Linked DNA regions of Homo sapiens: region 1 is linked to region 2. A link is a loop called in an ENCODE intact Hi-C map of the cell type or tissue named here. Cell type or tissue: heart right ventricle. All regions are shown on one strand. Each heading gives the region's core, and the rest is flanking DNA. Links, peaks and the distances in the headings are about the cores only. Region 1 overlaps STK39 (serine/threonine kinase 39). Region 2 overlaps LOC105373734 (a long non-coding RNA gene).

Evidence for each region. Hi-C counts contacts between places; a loop is a spot of excess contacts. Peaks named below come from ENCODE experiments on the same cell type or tissue, not always from the same donor. Only the 100,000 strongest peaks of a DNase experiment are listed, where the experiment ranks them.
Region 1: a loop joins it to region 2, with 2.9 times the contacts of the local background. A loop is called at or near these places in 39 of 110 quality-filtered maps.

The regions. Positions count from the first base shown.
Region 1 is chr2:168,132,542-168,140,882 of GRCh38, forward strand. It overlaps STK39 (serine/threonine kinase 39), which reads right to left. Exons shown (of 18, transcript NM_013233.3): 6 at 8,108-8,217; 7 at 7,748-7,849; 8 at 5,547-5,680. Among named protein-coding and RNA genes, the nearest start is that of STK39, 110 kb to the right of the region's middle. In heart right ventricle, for the core only: CTCF peaks have their summits at 4,023 (motif pointing right) and 4,228; a DNase peak (open chromatin) is centred at 6,010; H3K27ac peaks cover 3,214 bases.
Region 2 is chr2:168,343,065-168,351,405 of GRCh38, forward strand. It overlaps LOC105373734 (a long non-coding RNA gene), which reads right to left. Exons shown (of 6, transcript XR_923559.3): 3 at 6,869-6,978; 4 at 5,254-5,418; 5 at 1-1,293. Among named protein-coding and RNA genes, the nearest start is that of STK39, 100 kb to the left of the region's middle. In heart right ventricle, for the core only: CTCF peaks have their summits at 3,739 (motif pointing right), 3,939, 5,205 and 5,413; DNase peaks (open chromatin) are centred at 3,807 and 5,166; H3K4me3 peaks cover 654 bases; H3K27ac peaks cover 311 bases.

The sequences.
Region 1 (8,341 bases), core at 87-8,086, 210 kb before region 2:
TCACTCATCTCTTGATCTTTCGTGACAAAGCACACACTGCTTTTCTTGCTTCCAAATTTTTCATAACCAACTGGCACACCCTCGCTCATCAGTCAAGAGCCAATTTAAATGTCATCTTCAAAGATACCTCTCCTAGCTCCTGCAAGTAGAAGGCATTGCTCCCTAGTGGCACTCATGCACCATGCTACCCACATTCCCATCATGTATTTTTCTGTTCCTATGTCTCCCTGCCTCACTCCACTAGGATATGAGCCCTTCCAAGGCAGGGACCTCATAGAATTCCTTTGTATGTTTCCAATACCTAGCACAGAACAGAAACTGCTACAGCTCAATTTCATACTATAATCAAATATGGGGGAAAGTGATGCTGCTACACATTTGGACACAGCACTACAACTCCTGGAGCTAGATTCAGTTAGCACCAAAATCTATGCATCTGTTCAATACAGCGGGGAACAGGAGAAAGACTTAATGAAAATGAGACTCGTGCTAGCAAAAAAAGAGGACAGAGGAAGTGCCAACGTAAGGAGGCAAAGTGCCTCCCTGTCTCCTCTGCACCATCCCCCCACCAAAAATCCTCCTCCCCACACAGGAAGGGTCAAGTGTAGGATGCTGTAGAGAGAAAGCTGGGAAGTACCAGGGATACCTTGAGATACGGGGCTGGGAAAATACTTTGCCTTCTCCAGCAAGGTCATTGCCATGGTAACCAAAAATGTAAAAGGGAAAAGCATGCTGCAAAGAAAACTCCTTTCTCTGCACTCCACTCCACTCTCAGCCTTCATCAGTAAGTACAAAAACACAATAAGGTAACAAAATAGAATTGGTTTAAACAACCCGCCTTCTTTTTTTATTGGCTTAATTGTTAAGTAATAGGTAATTCCAACTTTACACAGAGAATAACTAAATAGCAGATTAGAGGTTTCTCTTTGCTCAAATCAGCTGAAGTGTTTATCACTTTGGGATAAAATCCTACATATGCCAAACTATCTCCATGAGAAAGAATGAAAGAATGGAACTGGAAGAAATTAAGAAAATGACAGAGGGGCCAGGAGCGGTGGCTCACACCTGTAATCCCAGCACTTTGGGAGGCCAGATCACTTGAGGTCAGGAGTTCAAGAACAGCCTGGCCAACATGGTGAAACCCCATCTCTGTTAAAAATACAAAAATTAGCCAGGCGTGATGGCGGGCACCTGTAATCCCAGCTACTCAGGAGGCTGAGGCAGGAGAATCACTTGAACCCAGGAGGCGGAGGTTGCAGTGAGCCGAGATCATGCCATTCCACTCCAGCCTGGGTGACAAAGCGAGACTCTGTCTAAAAAAAAAAGAAAATGACAGAGGGAAGACAGTGATAGGAAGTGTGAGAAAAGCTGAGGTCCTGCTGCCCATTTGATTTTAGGGTTTTTTTGGTTTTTATTTTCTCATTTATCTATTTTTATTTTATGCCATAGCAACTGCCAATGCCTGGCTAATGTGGAACCACCAGTACAGCCTACCTTTTAGCTGAGTACTACAGAAGAAAATTCTGCAAGCACAGTCACGTCTTACATGGCCACTAGCAAACATCAAACAATTCAGCATAATGTAAGTACAAACAGTTTTATGAGAAATGCTAAAATGTTACCAGCAACCAAAATAATGGTCCAGGCTTTGAACAATGATTCAATTTTAAATCCTTAAAAACAATGCAGCAGTCTGCAAGTAACAACATTCTCAGAAGAAAATCTCTTAAAGGATTCAGCTAATGCATATGGATGAACCAAAGTCCACTGAGACTTAAAATAATTTTCAAAAGATTCAAGATGAATATGATATAGTTTAAATAGTTCTAACAATTTGCATTAATAAGTTCCAACAGCCCTTTGACCTCAAGCAGAGCTGCTTTCCTCCCCACACCACTCCCCACAAAAGAAATATTCAAGTCATATTCCTTTCTTAAGGATTTATCAATGCAACATCATCCCCCTTGTTGCAAAAAAAAAAAAAAAAGTTGGTTCTTTTTACAGTTGCTAGCCATACAAAGCATGTAGTCTACAAGATTAAGGCTCTTTTATTTTTAAGGAATAGCAAGATGTTCTGGTATGCAAATATAAGCAACTCTCTGTCTACGTCAATGCAGAACACAGACTCAGACGAACCAAAGGTCTGCAACACCCCAGCTCCCTTTTATGAGGAAAGTCCCATGAGCTCTCATCGTTGACAAAAAAACACAGCCTACTCTCAGCGGCCTGAGAGTTGATGCATATGAGTGAATCTGTCCTGGTCACTGTTTTCTCGCAATATTTTTTCACTCATTGCTCATGAGGTACTCAGCAATACCAGGGCTTTGGCACCAGTAAACTTTCAGGTTACAGGTAGATGATCTACATTTAGGCAAGAGAAATAATAAAAATTGGCAAAAATTTTGCATTCACTCTTCAACCTACTCAAATCTGATTTCTGTTTATGAAACATTCTTCAACGGGTCCAAATCACCCCCAAATTGCAAGCTCCCAATCTCCAGTTGTTCAAGAAATGGTACTGAGTATATAATACAAACCAGACACTGGATATAAGGATAAGTGGCACAGGTTCTCCCAAAAACACTTATAAACTTTTGAGGAATTGGGGTGTGTAAATCAATAAGAGTACACAGTGTAATAAGTGCTACAAAAGACATATTTTCAACATACTGTAGTTATTGCATAAAAGTTTCAACAACTCCACTTGGTCAGAAAAAAAAAAAAGGCAAATAACGAATGGCAATCTTAATCTTGTGAGTACTTAGAGACTCCCTGGGCACTGTGCTATGAGTTTGAAGTGCCCACAGCACATTCTCTCTTCCCATCCTCACAGCGATCCTATGAAGTGGGTATTTTAAGGCCCACTGTACAGACAAGAAAGCTAAGCCATGCAGATGTTGATAAAGTAGAGCTAGGAATCCCACCCACAGGTATGTAACTCTAGGAGGATGTGGCATCTGAACCAAGCACAAAAAGAGGGATAGAAAGGGGACAGAGGAAGGGCAAGAACTCTCCAATGACAAAAGCAAAGGCAGAAAATATTCCTGGTTTCTTTTATTATTGTGCAGGAAATTCAATGTTTACTTATCAAATTAGTCATGAATTCATATGTTGAAATTGCATCCTATCTAAAAAGTAATTCAACAATGTTGCTTTTTTCCATTCTTACATTGCATAGATTTTTCCCCCCGCAAACTCAACCTACGTGTCTTTTCATTATAAGAAAGAGCTACCTGGGAAGGTGATGTGCCACTAACAGTCTATAGCTGCTTGGTATAGAGAACAATTGCACAATAGTGAGAACAAATTAAGTTACGGAGAAAATATCTAAAAGAAGACCTTAAAAGATTAATACTTTGTACATCAACAGTGTTTTTAAGAGAGTGGTCTCTGAAGGAAAGATTTGAAGATTTTGAATATATGTTATATGACGCTCTTCTAAAGGATTTTTTTTTTTTTTGGTGGAATAGAAGGAACCTGATATTTAAGCTCATATAATGAATAAAATCCGGAAAGACTTTCAAGATTATTAAGAAATAAAAATGGACCGGGTGCGGTAGCTCATGCCTGTAATCCCAGCACTTTGGGAGGCCAAGGCGGGCGAATCACGAGGTCAGGAGATCGAGATCATCTTGGCCAACAGAGTGAAACCCCGTCTCTACTAAAATACAAAAAAAATTAGCCTGGCGTGGTGACACACGCCTGTAGTCCCAACTACTCGGGAGAGTGAGGCAGGAGAATCACTTGAACCCGGGAGGTAGAGGTTGCAGTGAGCCAAGATCGCGCCACTGCACTCTAGCCCAGTGACAGAGCAAGACTCCGTCTCAAAAAAAAAAAAAAAAGAAAAGAAATAAAAAGGGTTTGTTAAATATAATGTATGTCAATCTAATTTGTTTTGACCAAATCACATACAAATCTCCTAAAGAAATACACTATTATATCATTAAGTACACTAACGATTCTACCCTACAGAACAATTTTCTTAAAAAACTGGAATTGTGTGACATTACAAATCACAACCACTAGGTGGAATCTCAATTACTGTCGTTCAAGAATCAGGAAGACCATCTATAATAACCTAGTACTAACTGGAAAGACAAGAACTTCTCTTGCTGGGCTATGAAGGATCAAATTCTGTTTTCTTGAAGATGTCAAAAAATTTTACTGGAGATGACACCAAATTCAAGGGGAAGATAAGCAAATGTTGGAAAACAAAATTAGAATCTAAGAGCATTTCACCCAAATGGAGGTTGAAGAAATAATCTCAATGAAAGATTAAAAAATTTTGGAAGGAAAACAAGCCCTATGAATCAAATATAAATAACAAATGAGATGTTTACATAGAAATAGTACACAGGTATGACAAAATAATCATCCCTTTTACAATAAATAATTCAAGATGGCTAATAGCAGTCTTCATTCCTGGCTCCATGAGAAAAGTGATTGATATGGAAAAGATTCAAGGCAAATTCAGCAAATGTAAAGGAATGAAGTGAGCAGCTACAAAGAATGGGTACAATTATGGAAACTGTGTTTAAACTAGAGAAGGCTTGCCTACTCAAACTGTAAGTTACTGTGTAAAGGCTTAACAAGTTTCATAAAAATTTAAGATCAAAATAAAGGAATCATTTCTAACAGCAGAGTCCTTCCCTGAAAAAGAAAGTTTCAGAAGAGAAGTCAGTTATTATGTTTTAAAATATAAGGATCAAATTGGATCCTCAGGTGGATTAGGATAGATAGGAACTTCTCAGAGGCCTCTCCTGGTCTATGCTAGGATAACACCACATACAACCAAGAACCCACAAAGGGACCTTACCCAGGCAAGGCCATTCACATAATTAACAATCTCCTCTAGGTGACAAAGAACAGTGGGCTCCATGATCACTAACCAGGATATTTCAAAGTCACAGAAATTAAGAAGGAAGAAAAGGAACTCAGAAAACAGACACACTACAGTGCAGGGCAATAACCCAAGAATAAATAGGAAACACTAATGTTAATTTAAAGCCATTTGCTTCTGTTTACATGATTAATCTTTTTAAGGTAAAAAATCTCCTTAATCTTCTTTACTGATAATCTTTTAAACAGCACCAACAACTTGTTCTGCAACTAACAGGAAGCTCATGCAAAATTCAATAGCTCTGCCTAGTTTAGACTGGAGCTAGCAGGATATTCAAATCCTGAGAGGTCAGTTCAACCTACACAGTGAAGAATATTAGCTCAGCTTCTGAATGCAGCACTGCCAATTTCTTTTGATTTCTGTTTTACTTCATTTCCTTTGATGACAGAGCCCACACTTAACAAGCACAGTGAATCTTGTTAACACCACAATTTTTCCTCTGCCTCTCCTTCGTTCTTCACCCACTTCTTTCCCTCTTGGACCCACACCGTCTTTCACTAACAGGTTGGAAATCTGGGGACCACAGCAGGGTTTCCCAGACAAGAAATACCTTTCCAGTGTCCTCACAAAGCCTTTCCCCATCTACAAACAAAGCTTTGTCATGGCTCAAACCAGGTCATTAACTCATCCACTAAGTTTCACTTACCTTTTGGAAGGATCTTTCTGAAGACACAGTGAAAGTAATTTTCTAAAGGACTTGCCGTACTTTTTCATCATTTCTTTATCCTCTACCCCTGTTTCCAAAGTGGGTGGATCATTTTGCAAAGTCAACATTAACACCTGCAGCAGAAACAAACATGAAGACAGAATCTCAGTATAGCAATTGCTACAATCTAGTTTTGAATTTTTCATAAAAGTGTAAAAAACCATCCTTGATTAGATACAAAGTGCTTTCCCATGATTTTAACTTTGCAGAAATTGTGTATTTAAAGTATTCATTACCACTGCAAATGTGTTCATGCCCCCTTTAACCTTTTTGTTATTCCATTGACAGAACTTACAAAACTTGCTCTATGTGTTAAGAATGATCCCGGACAGAGCTTTCTGGGAACTGGCTCGTGTACTGCCTTGAGGAGCACGTAGCTCCAGCACAGGCTAGTTGGGAAAGCGGGTGGAGGAGAAGAGAGAGGGCCAGCGAGGCAGTGACTGTTCATGTATACAGGTCATTCATAAGTAAGGAACTGCCTGTACTCAAGGCTTCTGTAACACATTACTAGCCCTAAAAATAAAACCACAACATCCCAGGAGGTAACATGATTTCCTTTAAAAAAATGAGAAAACATACAGAAAATTGCTAAAAGGCTTGGCAAAGCTGAGAGAGCAGGACACTGAAGGATAGCCAGAATATAACTGAGTTGCTAAAAACTGTCATCAAATCCAAAGTCCTTGCTGCTTTCGGAGGGGGACAAAACAAAATAAAATACAACTTTAAATCAAAACGGTAAAAATTCCACTCTTTCATACTAACTTCAAAAGTATTTGCTTTAAAAAAAAAGTGGAAAGTGTAGAAAACTACTAGCCTGTACAATCAATAAAACTCATTAATGCATAATTCAGCCTTAATTTATGCAAATGCTATACATGTCAAGCCTCTTTTCAAACACTTTCAGATGTGTGAATAGATGAAGCGTGAAAGTGACGGCTTATTGTTTGTGGAGGATAATAGCCCACAGGAGAAAGCGGGAGACTGGGAACTCTGAAGAAAAGTCCTAGAGGACGTCAGGCTGGGACAAGCAAGTGCGACTTTGAATTCAGGTGGGAAACACTGAGAAGAGGCAAAAGAAAGAAAATGAAGAAAGAAAAACTGAATAAAAGAAAAAATCCTTCAGCATTACTTCAGTGCTTTTTCTCCAAGAGGTCACTTCAATTGTTTACGCTTCAATTTTAAATTTTCTGCTAGCAAAATCCGGTATATGTACCCACACACACACAAATACACTAAAATCCTAACTATGTTAAAAAAAATTTATATATATATATATAAAAACAATAAAATGAATTACACTGAAACCTTAGTAGAGATTGTCTGGTTGATGAGATTACGGATGATTGTTTTTCTTCTTTAGTCTGAGTTGCACATCCAAACTTTCTACAATATGAGTATACTACTTCTTTTAATCAGTAAAACTCACTTTTTATTCTTGGGTTTTTAAAATAAATCCTCCCAAATTTTTCCAGTAACCATGAAACAATCATAGACCATACTCTATGTAAAATAGCATTATAATTTCACTAAACTATTTCAGCCTCAAAACAAAATCCAGTTGGGTAAATAAGCCCTGATACCACTATCTCAGAACTAAGAGAAATAATGAGGTATAAACCAGTTAAAAGAAGAGCAGAAACGTGAAAATAGCATCCTAAAAACACTGTGGCTCACTTATATCAGATCAGTTGCCAACATTACACTATAAGAGCAGGGGTAAAAATGTTGTAGTCCACTTAAAAAGAAAGAAAAAAAAAAGCTCTGAAAATCTGGGAAACCCATTTGCAGAGATGACATCACTATAATCTATTTTGAGATATTCTCTGGGAACCTGGCGTTGTTCTGCTATCAAAAGAGTAATGACCAGCATTTGTCATAGCTATCAACCTCCATCAACCAATCTGATAACATTATTTTCTTAACTCTGTGCTGAGACTATAAAGCAAGCTTCAAAGCTGGGAATTATGCTACTTTTGTCCTATTCTGTCCACTGAGAAAATCAGACAATGTTCAACTTGGCTGCGTTCCTCCATTAATTCTCCTCGGGTCTAAGAGAAGAATGAAGATGTTGAAGAGAATTAGAAAACAGATTCCGTCCAATCACATTTCAACCCCGATGTAGTATTTCCAATTGTAATTACTTTCATGGGAGGATATTTGTGATAAGGCGCTGCTCCTGTTGCTAATTCAATGGCAGTTATTCCAAAACTCCACATGTCAGCCTTGAAGTCATAGCCTCTCACCTAAGAAAGAAAGCAGGAAAAAAACACAATCATACAGCAGGCATGTTACACATCATCAAGTCCATGTCATGTCAGAAATCCACAGCTGTTGATGTATAACTTTCACGTTAGTTTGCTAATTAGCTAGCAATTGAGAATTAAATCTTAGTTACATTATGCATTCTACTAAAATGCTAGATACAAATGAAATGTTAGCATATTAATGATCTGTACGATTGTACTATGTCCATCAAAAAGTCACTTTTTTTGTTTTTTTACCTGTTCCATGACTTCAGGAGCCATCCAACATGGGGTGCCAACGAATGTTTTTCTTACTTTATTTCGGGTAACATCACCCCCTGTTGCTAGGAACGCACTTACCCCAAAATCTGAAAGGGAAAAAAAAATCACCTTTATTTTATGTAAGACATTATTGCTTATAAATTGTGATTTTTTGAGCATGTCTCTTCTTTGTGAGCTTTACAGTGGTGATGAACTATTCCAAACATGTCT
Region 2 (8,341 bases), core at 141-8,140:
AACTAGTATTAAATACTGCACTAATATTAAATCTTAAAATAGAGACATCCTCATCAATAAGAAAATGCTTACCTAATATATATTTATTAAATTTCATATAGATCTTAGAAAAATGAAGTACATGTAAAGATGTGGACATTATGGAAGGATATCCATGATGTAGCATTAGGTGACAGAAGTGATTTGTAGAGCAATATGGTTAGAATGCCCTTTTATGTCAAAATTTTCATGTTCACATATACAGTTACATGTCACATATGTAAGTACACATTTGTGGATGCAAGAAAAACTGTATAGGGATGTGTCCCCAAACACTTTGGAATGTAGAGAAGGAAAGATTTTTGTGTTTCACACTTACCTGCTTTTTTTTTTAACTTTAAAAAAAAAGCAGCATGCATGTTCTAGTCGTTATTAATGATAAAGTTATAATTTAGAATGTGAGTTTGCATTATGGCACTTTCTCTTACCAGCTGTGTAATAAGGGGAGAGTCATGCTACCTACCCCTTTGCACCTCAGTTTCCCCATCTTTACACAGAAGAACTCGCATCCATTGCACTGTGGTATGTGTAGATGAAATGTTCCAAAGGAAATGCACCAATGTATCCTAGCAGCTTGTAGGGATTTGATACAAATTATATCCTTTCCTCTTTCTCCTTTCAGAATGAGAAATGGCAGCCAGGGTGACTCAGGAAGAGGGTTGGGTGGAGGGTGGAAAGTGAAGGGTGGAGGGCGGAGGAATGATTCAGACAGACACTATTTAAAAACAGCCCTCAGATGCACTAGGACGAAGCCATCTCCAGCTCCAAGATAACAACCCTCCCCTTTCCTACAATTTTCTTCCAGTTCCCACCCCAATCCTTTCTCTCCTAGGCACCTCTTAATATCTGTTTTAACCCAGCTTTATCCGTATAAAATGTTCGGAGGTTATTAAAATGTTCCAAGATAGAAACAGCCTCCTTTTTTCCTGCCCCTAAGTCATCACGCTACTTACTGTTGAGTACCTGATGCACTAAGTTCCTGAAGAGTAGAGTTCTGGCCAGGTGTGGTGGCTCACACCTGTAATCCCAGCAGTTTGGGAGGCCAAGGCAGGTGGATTACCTGAGGTCAGGAGTTCGAGACCACCCTGGCCAACATGGCGAAACCCCATCTTTACTAAAAATACAGAAACACCTGTAGTCCCAGCTACTTGGAAGGCTGGGGCAGGAGAATCGCTTGAACCCAGTAGGTGGAGGTTGTGGTGAGCCAGGATGGTGCCACTGCATTCCAGCCTGGGCAACAGGGTGAGACTGCATCTGAAAATAAAAAAAGTAGAGCTCTGTTTTGTGATTTTTTTCCTCCAGGGCCTAACACAATGACTAACACATGGTACTTAATGTGTACTGAATAACTCCAGAAAAACCTTTCTTGGTTCTTTCCATACCATTCCCATTACTCTTATGCCAGGATCACAGTTAATTAATTAATTAGATTAATTAACCCCCAAACCAAAAAAAAAAACAACCATTTTCAAGGAAGTAATACATGTAAAATAGCTGATACTTATTTGCTTACTAACACAAATGCACAAATTGGTGGAAGTTCAGACTGAGGTACTGGTTTAGTGGAAGGAGGAAAACAGAATACTTCCAGTCACTGGATTTTTCTAAGTGCTGGCTACTTTAAGTCAAACTACTCAGATGTCTAGGATCTGGCTTTCGTTGACTGTTCTGAAGGGTCTTTGTTAGTTGTACGTCAGTGGAAAAGAGACTGAGATGATGGTATTTGGTTGGGATGCAGCAGTCTCAACAACCCAATCCAGTCCTACCTCAACCATGTGTCACACTCCTAGCCGCAGCTGCCCATGGAACAGAGAGCAAAGCCAGGCCATTGCATGCATTTTATTGCCATGAGGATTTCATCGCCATCCTCAACACAGATCCCAGCTGAGCTATTCTGGACCATGTTGATGATGCTTTGTGCCAAGGGTAGACATAGACTGAAGGAGGTGTGCACCACGGAAAGTAGGCTGGCAACTTCTTCTAAAACAGCTTCCAATTCTCTGTGCTCCAGCTTTCACCAATCCAGTGTTGAGGAACAGACAGCCTCTCAAGCAGATGCAGCCCTTCCCCAACAACCCACCATCCTCAGGACTCCTCTTTGGAGAAGCAGCAAGGGAAGAGGTAGTGCAAGGAGAGTGGTGAGGAGTAGCTAGAGGCTCACAGCTTCTTAGCTGGGACCTCCGGAGTCCTCCTGGGTGATGGTTGCTAGAGAAGTGAGCGGCAAGGTGGGGGACTTAGTCTCCTGGTTTTTAAATCCCAGGTTCTTCTGAGGAACCCCAGAACAACTTCCTGCTGTCTCTAATTCCTCCTCCCTACAGCTGACTTTGGAATTGCTTGGCTTGGCGTTGTTGACATGATAATAATTATAGTCATTTTCATTAATTGCTCCCTATTAGAGCCTAATTGCCATGGAGTACAATAAAATTATGCACATCATTCAATGTGCCATATTAACTTCAGATTTTATTCCATTATAACAGTAGATTTGGTTCACTTTTACATATTACTGCTCACACGACTTAGTTATATACACTTTTTTTTTTTTGATAGACAAAAACAAACCTATTTCAAGTAGCCAAATCAGTGTAACCAGCAGGGGAGCCTCACGGGGGACTGGGACTAAGAAAAGGGAAGTTGTCTTTTTTCTGTGCTTCCCCTTTGTTCTTTTCTCTTTCTTCTGGTTATCTTTTTCTGCCTCTCCATGCACGTGGCAGCACATGCTCTTCCACAGTGGGCTCCTGATGTTTGATGACCTCCATTCAAGTGACAAGCCTAGACTGATGGCTATTTTCATTCTGCTTCCAAATTCCCAGGAGAAAGTGTCCAAGTAACTCAGCTTGGTTGATTATTTCTGATTCAATCAAGTGTGGTCAATAGGATGGCATGACAGTTCAAGAATTTCAGGGGCTCCCAACCTACGGGTGGTTGGGTGTGTGAGGGTGGTGGTAGAGAAGATCTCCAGTTTGCAGGGGTCCCCATGGTTGCGGACCTGTACCAGTCTGTGGCCTGTTAGGAATGGGATTGTACAGCAGTAGGTGAGCGGCTGGTGAGAATGAGCATTACTGCCTCTGAGCTCTGCCTCCTGTCAGATCAGCAAGTGACATTAGATTCTCATAGGAGCGTGAACCCTATTGTGAACTGTGCATGCGAGGGATCTAGGTTGCACACTCCTTATGAGAATCTAATGCCTGATGATCTGAGGTGGAACAGTTTCATCCTGAAACCACTCCCACCCCGACCCCCTGCCTGGTCTGTGGAAAAATTGTCTTCCACAAAGATGGTCCCTCGTGCCAAAAAAAGTTGGGGACTGCTGCTTTGAGGCTTTCTGTAAGGTGGGGGGTAATAATGCAGAGAACCTGTCTCTTGGGGTGGTGGTGAGTGCTGCAACTGGCATTATTCACAGGGTACTTTGCACAGTGCTGGCACATAGAAATCACTGAATATAATGTTTACCATTATTGCTGTTATTATTATCTCTTTGGGTCCTTAAAACATTTTTTCAGGATTTTTAGGTGGGTATTATTTCAAAATCCATAAAATACACCTAAAGATTTATATGAGAAGAATCCAAAAATCTCAGGGAAATCATATGAAAGAAATTATTTGTTTTCCTCAAATCTCTGAACGACAGTTTAAACATTTTCACACACTAGATCTAATTTTGGAGAGCTTGGAAACCTGGCCTGTAAGATTTCACTAATCCAGGAGGGGGCAGGCTTCCCAAACACAAATGTCCTCTGCTGAGGAGCCGTGGCTCCAGGAGAAACAAAGGCGCGTCGGTGAGAGCCGTTTCAGAAATCTAGTATTACCTTCAAAAAAATGTAAGAAATCAAAAGCAACTGGCCTAGAAGAATCCCTGGCTGTGTCATCCAGAGGCACCTTGTCACCTGCCAGGCCAGGTCGGCTGTAAGCTTGTGAAGTAAGCAAAAGAAATTTCCCGTGTCCCCACCCACTCCTATCTTTGCTTTTGTTTCTGGTCCTCTGCCCGCTTCCTGCCTGTGCCTTCCTCATTAGTCTTTGTTCCCCTCTCCCATGACAATCTATCTTTGGGAAAAATAACTGTGATTTAAATGTTTATAGAAGTAAGGATCCTAGGAATATTAGGTCGCTTCAAACACTTTCAAGCGCGTGATAGTCACTAACAAGGGAACTAGCCCTACCAGGACTAGTATTAAGAGAGATGGAGGATTCGTGGCTTAAAGCAAGGGCATTGAAGGTAGATAGGGCTGGGTTTCAATCCTGGCTTTGGTGATAACACATTGCCAGCTCTGTGACCACTTCCCAGCTCCTTTACCCTGGGTAAGTTACTAAGCCTCTTTCTCCTCATGTGTAGAAGGAGGGTAGTGTTAGAACCTATCCCAGGATTTCCTCAGGATTAAAAAGGAGTGTGCATGTCTAGTACATAGTATTTGGCACATAAGACATATCAACTGTAGTTGTTATTATAATAAAAGTTTTATTATAGTGATATGACGTTAATAAATTATTACAGTAATATAATTTTTTATTACTTTGGTTTTTTTTTATCATGGTCCTATTTTATACCACACATTAGACAATTTCTGGTGTATTACCTTTAGGTCTGAACTGGAGGAAAAGGATACATTTTAAATGAAACATGACATGTTAGAACACAGAAAAAAATGAGCGGGATGAAGTTTCTGGAAACTCCTATAAAAATTTGTTGAAAGAGTTGTGGTCATTGGAACTGAAAAGTATGAGAATAAGAGCTTAAGAGCATGCATCTTGAAATGCAGGAACGGCTGGAGGGAATCCCGAGGGGCCTGGACAACCCTAATCCTCTAGATCAGGAAGGTTTTGCCCTTGTTTCTGTTAGTTGCCCAAGGGGAATTACTGCCCCCACCTCAGTTTATGTTTATTTCTCAGTTTAGAGGTTTTCAGAACCAATGGAATGACAGACCCATGATTACAAACTCTCAAGGGAAACTTTTCCCCTAGAGCCCAGACCACTGAGATAGAAAATCACCTTTATTGTCTCCCTGAGCCGATGGGTGCATTTCCTGATTCATTCCCTCACTCTGAGTATAGCCCTTCTGAAGACCAGGATTTCTGCAGGGGTTGCAGTTCCAACACCCAGCATTCTGTATCTCCAGGCCTCACATTCTGCCCTGGCCTGAGCATTCTAATCCAAGCCTCTAGGTGGCCAAGCCAGGCAACTCCCACCCTGAGTGGCTCTAGCATACATGCACGTACTCACTGCTCTGATTTTTCCTTCTCACTTCATCTTTGACTCCAGGAACTTTCTTTACTTTCTTCCAGCATTCAGCCATGTCTTAAAGGAGACTTGTTTTACTGGATCCAGAATTTCTGATTATTGTGGAGCTACATGGTTTTTGGATTGTTTAGTTGACCATACACCTAGAGGCAGAAATTAGTTTAAAAATAATTAAACAATTAAATACAAAATTTAATCACATTTAAAGGGAAGTTGGGAGTTCCTGAGGGGTAGATTTAAGCTATTAAAGGAAGCTGCTAAAGAGAGCTGCGGAATGGTGAGGTCCAGTCAGCGTGGGTATTGGGTGGCTCTATTATGCCATCATGGCGACTGTCACATTAAATAATTCTGAAGCTGAAAGAATTTAAGGGAATGTTTGACCTGCCCCACAGTATATGTATTTAAGACTTAATAGGCCATAGGGAAAGTCAGCAAATGTTCAGGAGAGTCTTTTTCTGAAAAAATGTTCCCACCTAAGGGATTAAGGACCTCCTGTAAGGAAGGCTGGGCTCAGGGAACTATCCCACACCCTTAAATCTGTTTCTTTGTGCTTGTGGGGCAAGAATAAGCTAAGAGCACCAGAGTTGTCATTAGGATCAACGGAATATATTGGTTGGAAAAAAGGAATACTCAAAATGCTGCTTCCCCTTCCTTCACATTCTGGTCATTCAGGTAGTCTTTTTAGTTCTGTAATACTTTACAGCGAGAGTTTCTCTCTCATATACATTTTCTTTGTCACAAAAGCCGTGTGAAATAGACAGAGATTATTGTCTCCATAGCAATTTGTTCAAGGACACACAAGAGTAAGTGGACAAAATAGGACTTGACTTTCTGTCTTTAGGTTGGATCATGGGATGCCAATTCTTTTGTATGAATTGCACTCATTCTCAAGTCTCTGACATGTCAGGGAGAACTTTGGTCGTCTCTTTTGGAGGCTGTTGGTCTCTAGTACAGATTCTCTGCTCTTACTTGGTTTGTTTGATTCTAAAGATGTCTTACTTGGCTTCTCTGATTCTAAATTATCTTTGAGAAGAGAATATGGTGACTCTTCATTCCACTCTATGACCCAAATCCTATGCCTTTGGTTATCTCCTACTAGATTATAACCACAATCAGTTATACATGAATCACCAAACTAACTCAGCACACACATATTATGTAACACAATAGCTCCTACAGACAAACTGTGGCTTGGGACCATTATTTTAGATCCTGTTATCCAGGTAAGTATAGTAGGTCGCAAATGTTAGTGGTCAACCAATTAGACTGGAACAGTAATCATTACAGCAGGTCAAAAGTCTTGAGACCCTTTAAATGCAGGTATGTAAAGCAGCATTGAACGGGAACACTTAAATTTCTTTCCATCCTCTAACTATGCTCCAATCTCAAGTAACTTTGCTCTTTCATCATAGAGGATGGAATATGATGTGAAGACATAAGGGGTTGCCCTAGTCATTTGCCATAGTCTTTTTCTGAGGTTACTTCTCTCTATAGAATAGAAAGTGCTGGCTCTATACTATTTTACACTGTTTTGAATTCGTTTCTTCCCTGTTGGCTTTACCTGAAGGTTGTGTGTGCCATGGGATCACTAACCTTAAGCTCAGCCTGGCTAGTGGGAACATTCACTGAAGACACAACATCAGGCTGTTTTTACCAGTTGATCACATTTATTTTTTGTCACAAACATCATTACATACTTCCCCCTAGAAGCCAAAGAAAAACATTATCATAACCAGAAATAATTAGAAAAAGCACAGAATAAAAGAGGCAGTTCTGGTTACAAAGACAACAACCAATGCCAACAAATATTGTCAATACCCCTTTCATCTCCCTGGCCTTGGTTATAAAAATATGATGGTACTATAAAGTGCTAAAAATCACTAATGACATTGGAAACTCTCATCTATTAAAGCAAATGCAAGATGGAATATACTTATTGTAGGAAATAAAGAGGTTTGTTAACAACAACAACAACAACAACAACTCATGACTTTGGGAACAGTCATGTGTTAAAGACGCGAATTCCAGGATCTCAGTCATTTCCTCTCAGTGAAACATTATCAGAGACAAACAGAAAATCAATAAAAGATTTAAGTCTCATAGAGTTTGTGTAAATATTGTAGAAATGACTTTCACAAGAGTGATAAGCACAGCCTTATCACATTTAATTCAGCTGAGAAGTCCAACTAAAACATAAAACTCTAATTACCCCCTCTGATGGCCAGCAGTTTTATAACAATGAAAGTAGCTGGATTTATACTGTATAAGCCAGCACTTGAGCACTCATCCATGCAGCCTTGCCACCTCAACAGGTTGCCAGCACCTGCCTTCCCACTCCTCTGATGCCAAGTAAAAGTGAAGTTTGCTTGTGACGCTCCGAGATTCCTGAATTCATCCCTATTCTCAAAGGAAACTTTTCAATCTCATTCAGACACTTCCCAGCTCTCAAAAAAGACAAGGAAACTAATTTCTACCAAAGTGTGAAACTAGTGATAGTTTAACATGCACCTCTTTATTTAACATGTACCTCCTTATTTTTCCTAGAAGAGTTGCAATTTAACAGGAATCAAAATTCTAACCTACAAGCAGAGCAGAACTGTGTTTATTGTGTGCTATCTTTTGGTTAAGGAACTATATAATTGTATTTGCTTATATTTTCAAAAATTAACAATGAAAGGATGAGACAAAATCTGACAAAAACAATTACCTCTTATATAGGGAGGGAGGAAATGGGGTAGAAAGCACATGAAAGCAATCCTTTTCTGGATTTACTTTGTTTTGTGCTTTTTACTTTAAAACAGAGGTGTGTGCTGGCCAGGCGCGGTGGCTCACGCCTGTAATCCCAGCACTTTGCGAGGCCGAGATGGGCGGATCACGAGGTCAGGAGATCGAGACCATCCTGGCTAACACGGTGAAACCCCATCTCTACTAAAAATACAAAAGAAATTAGCCGGGCATAGTGGCGGACGCCTGTCGTCCCAGCTGCTTGGAAGGCTGAGGCAGGAGAATGGTGTGAACCTGGGAGGCGGAGCTTGCAGCGAGGCCACTGCGCTCCAGCTTGGGCGA